2 separate regions of the Homo sapiens genome follow, and region 1 is linked to region 2. Evidence: read pairs that join two places in POLR2A ChIA-PET (ENCODE). Cell type or tissue: endothelial cell of umbilical vein. All regions are shown on one strand.

What was found. ChIA-PET counts read pairs that join two places held together with the same protein. Peaks named below come from ENCODE experiments on the same cell type or tissue, not always from the same donor. Only the 100,000 strongest peaks of a DNase experiment are listed, where the experiment ranks them.
Region 1: POLR2A ChIA-PET joins it to region 2 with 6 read pairs; 2 of 35 experiments call an interaction of 5 or more read pairs at or near these places.

Annotation. Positions count from the first base shown.
Region 1 is chr2:172,051,363-172,053,862 of GRCh38, reverse strand. The region is part of intron 1 of METAP1D (methionyl aminopeptidase type 1D, mitochondrial); the gene reads right to left. Among named protein-coding and RNA genes, the nearest start is that of DLX1, 33 kb to the left of the region's middle. In endothelial cell of umbilical vein, no CTCF peak of the experiment used is centred here; a DNase peak (open chromatin) is centred at 1,392.
Region 2 is chr2:171,861,773-171,864,272 of GRCh38, reverse strand. The region is part of intron 3 of SLC25A12 (solute carrier family 25 member 12); the gene reads left to right. Among named protein-coding and RNA genes, the nearest start is that of SLC25A12, 31 kb to the left of the region's middle. In endothelial cell of umbilical vein, no CTCF peak of the experiment used is centred here; no DNase peak of the experiment used is centred here.

The DNA.
Region 1 (2,500 bases), 190 kb before region 2:
AAGCACTTTCACCCTGCAGTGTGCCATCAATCCTCAGTTACGTTACACTGCAGAGGTATCAAATATCTGGGTAGAAAACAACACAATAATGTAGCTTGGCACTACTTTACATTAGCTAACAATGTCAACCAGAGATAATATGTGATTTAAAAGACACCCTGTAAAATGTCTTACTGAATATATTTTTTCATAATGATCAGTAAATGCCAAAGTCTAGTAACAAAACTATTATTTATAGCATGTTAACATCTAATTGATTTTACAAATGGAGGCAATTATTTTGGATGAAGAGAGGAATGCCTGCCAGATTTAAATGATTTATGATTACCAAGAGAGAAAAACAACAATGTTTTGCTAATTCATTTTCAAATATGGTTCTTACATTCATTGATGATTTTAATTTTAAACCAAATGATTTGCTTAATAATATATTAACTTTAACAAGAAAAAAAACCCAACTTACTTTGTGACAGCAATCTGATACATTTTTAACTGTTTAAAAATGTTGCCTCCTACAGTAAGCTCAGAAGGGACTATAGCATAGGAATATATTTTCGGGGTGCTGATTTAGACCCACAGAAAGATCACACTTCATGAACTCCAACCAATTACTCAGAGTAGGAGCACAGGCTCTTACAGCGCTGTGTGCTTCAAGTCCATGAGAACACTGCAAATGCATCCATGCCTTATATTTCTTGACCTAAAACACTGATTGCTTGACATGTTTCATAACTTGTACAAATGTTGCTAAAGAAAAATTAAATAGTCTGCATCACTTGATATAACTCTTTTATTGATTTTTATAATCTAGTACTAAGGTGTACGTTTCAAAATAAATGAGAAAGATTGAAGGTTCCTTCCCATCTCAAGGCAACTATAAAGCAGAAGAGAAGCTCACATTTCATGAGAAATAACCTATGCATTTGCTGAGGGAAAAAAAACCACATGCACTACTAGGGAATGCCCCAGGCTGAAGCAGATACTGATTGGGCAAAGCTAAAGGACAAGAGCCCTTGAAACTAAACAAAAGCAAATTCATCTGTTGACAGATGTTGATTACATCAAAGCAACAAGGAACTCCCCCAATTCCCAATTTTTAAAACAATTAATACAGCTCTATAATCTACACAATAAGGACAAAGTTAAGTTTTTTAACCGATCATAATAAACATTAGTGAACTTGTTTTAAAAGAGTTTCAGTTCAGTTACAGACTATTCTAGTGTGTTTTTAGCTATGGGCTTCTCCAAACAGTGGTTTATTCATTCCCATGGACATGCCTGGGAAGCCAAGCTGGCCATACCATCAGCCCCTTCCTTCCAGGGGTTAACTGCTCTGGCTGCCAAATAAAATACAGAGCGAGCCATGTAATTATGGAGACAGTCAAAGGGCAGGCTCTATTTTGAAATCTATTTGCACAGACAAGGTCTTCCAATTGAACTTACAGGAAACAAGCTGGTAAAGAGCCTCCTTTTCCCCAGATGCTTTCCACACTTTTTCTCCAATGCAGGAAATCGTGGATATGGACACCATACACCACTGCTTCCTGGATTTCAAGCTAAGATGCCATTACAGAGAGAAAAGTGGATCTGTTTCACCAACCTTTAAAAAACATTTTTTTGGCCTAATTAACAGCATTTGGCAACAGCCTCTGGATGATAAAGCCACAGTGTTTATTAAACAACATTTCTAAAGAGGATGCAGGCCCAGTTGGTATGCAGGTGTTGGAAAACAGCTCATTTTCTTTAATGCTGAAAATAAAGCACATAGTTGAATCTAAAATATGTGGGCATAATACTTGTCTGAAATAAATATTCTACTTCACATCCAACCGTGTTGTCCTTGAAGTTATTTTTACTTAAGACCACTAAAACAGTAACAAAGATCCCACAGAAATAAAAAGGAAATGTGTGCAATATTTTAAATGACAAAAAAGTCATAACTCACTTTTATGCTGAAACATAAAAGTTTATCCTAGTTGTTTACTGCTCTAAGTTTGCAATTTTTATGAGGATGCATCATTCTCATATTAAGGTAGGACTGGGTCACTACTACTAATAAAATTCACCTCAAATGAAGTTGAGATGGATACTGGTCTGTAGATGTCAGAATTCATCTACAGCCTGGGAGTCTTGGTTCTAGAAAAGATGAACTGGAAAGTCAGTCACAGAGCGCTTCTGGGGAGAGGAAGGGCAGCAGCCTGAGGGTACCCTCTTCCAATAATAACAACATTTAAGAGTGGTGCCCAGGTCACTGCAAAACGTGACCTTCCCCAAGGCCTAATCAGGAAGTTGGCGCTATACTATATACCTCCTCCTTTAAATAAAATTATCAATAGCAACTGATAGAGTATAACATCAATGACAAGTTCAGAAATGTTTTACGAAAACACTTCATTTTGCTTCTTTACAAAAGCTAAATCTGTTAATATGTGATTATTCACTAATGTACACCACCAGCACACAGGCATCTGTATTTAAAACAAGAAGCATTCCCCTCTTT
Region 2 (2,500 bases):
GTCTACATCTCCAAGCCTCCAGGGCCTAGGCTCTTTCTCCTACCTGTTGAGGTGCTTGTGTGACAAACTTTGAGAAACTAGGCAGTAAGTAGTCTAAAAATTATTTCCATTACCACAGATGTAAACAGATTTTAGAAATGGTGGGTTGGAATGGGACAAGACTCGCATGCAATAGAATCAATTTAGGTAGCTATTGTAATAAAGTAGAAAGATTGGTGTCTAAGTTCTTTGAGTCCAGGATTAGTACTGTATTCAGTTTTATTGTCCCATAGAACCTTGCACAGTGTGTGAAATTTACTATGTGTTCAACAAATATTTGTTTTGGAAAGATTTTATATCATTTATAAATGGCAGGTATTGGGAAACTTGTATACCTTTTAGGTCTACTCTCTCAAAATATATCAACTGATAAATCACTGTGGATCATTCACTCATAGGATCTTTCAATAATGATTAGACAATAAAGCAAATGAAAATTAATTATACCTATCATAAGTCCTTCATCAGAATTATTAAAGGTAACATATATATTTAGCTCTTTTAGAAATTATCAGAGTATTTATTGTTAGTAATTTGGTCTAAGACCTGATTTCAGAATATCCATATATTTTCAAATGTTTCCTTTTATGACCATCTGCTCTATTCTATCTCAGTAGTGTATCTTCTTTGAAGCTTCATGTGGTTCTCCTAGGCTGAGTTGCATTGTTAAAGTAGGACATTTTCTTTTCTTTTTTTTTTTTTTTGTCGGAGACGGAGTCTCACTCTGACACCCAGGCTGGAGTGCAGTGGTGTGATCTCAGCTCACTGCAACCACTGCCTTCCGGGTTCAAGTGATTCTCCTGCCTCAGCCTCCCAAGTAGCTAGGATTATAGGTGCATGCCACCATGCTTGGCTAATTTTTGTGTTTTTAGTAGAGATGAGGTTTCACCATTTGGCCAGGCTTGTTGTCTCGAACTCCTGACCTTGTGATCTGCCCGCCTCGGTCTCCCAAAGAGCTGGGATTGCAGGCATAAGCCACCGCACCTGGCCCATTTTTCTTCTTATAATCATCTTTTTAAAAAGATATTCTCTACTGGGCACAGTGGCTCACACCTGTAATCTCAGCACTTTGGGAGGCTGAGGCGGGAGGATCGCTTGAGGCCAGGAGTTTGAGACCAGCTTGGACAACATGGTGAAACCCCATCTCTACACAATTAAAGAAAAAAATTAGCCAGTTGTGATGGTGTGTGCCTATAGCCTTAGCTACTTGGGAGAGTGAGGCAGGAGGATTGTTTGAGCCCAAGTGTTTGTGGCTGCAGTGAGCTATAACTGAGCCACTGCACTCCAGCCTGAGGGGCAAAATGTGAGATTCTGTCTTAACGAAAAAGAAAAAAGATATTCTCTTTTCTCCCTCTTTCTATTTTCTACCCCTTAACCCAGGGCAGTGATGAAATATTAGAATAGCTTACTTGGTACGTTGTTTCCTGCTCCAAAATGTGTTCCTTGGTTCTATCATAGTTTTCTGATGATGAGTCCTATAGATATGTTATGTGAAATAGCAACATATAATATTGCTTATAACCACTCAAGACCAAGTCTGAATGAGTGGAGCTAGTATAGACAAGTTCAAGTGATTTGGTTAAGTGTGTGAGAAAAATTGGTCTAGGAGTGGTTGAAACACGCTCTTTTGTGCTCTGCAATCCTTCCCCCATGTTTTCCGGGATGTTAACTGTTCCTCTCTCTTGTTCCCCATCTCCTTTCCCCCAGTAGATAGTAAAATAAGTAGGAGTGTTTGGATATGGGTGCTTGCTGTAGAAAGCCATGTAACATACAAAACAGCATTATATATTATAAATAGCACAATCAGTTGTCTAAAAGTAAAAGCCATTAGCCAAGTATTATTTGTGGGATTGTGGCTTAAACTTTGAAGTTCTGGTGTATAATGAAAAGCAAAATGATTTTATGCATTTAATGCAGATCTCAGAGACTATAATTGTGTGATCTAATCTAAAATATTTAGACTGTTGCTTACTTGAAATTGTAACTTCTAGAACCATAGTTTCTATATTTAGTCCTAGTCAGAATTTTATCTGGAGGTTCTGTTCTCCTGTGATGTAGAAAACTGGTGTTCTTTTCTTCTACTTTTTCCCCAAGTGTTTTCCTTTATGTTACACAGGCATATAGAGGAACCTTTTATGCAGAAATCTTGATTGTTTTACAAATTATAAAATTAACATTAATATTTTGTCATTTTATTAGTTCCTATTTACTAAATTAAAAAGGGGCTTCGTAGAAAATTTTTAAAAAACACACCAAATTCAGAAAATATATTTTTCAAAGTTATAAAATGAATACATGTTCTTTCTAAAAAGTCAGACAATGGGGTAATACGGTAAAGAGTGAAAGTACCTCCTTATCCCCATTACAAGGAAAACTAATAGAGTGTGAACTAATCAGTAGTTTCTTCACTCAACAGTTAGTAGCTTGTGGTTTGCATATATTCTATTAAAGTCTTGATTGG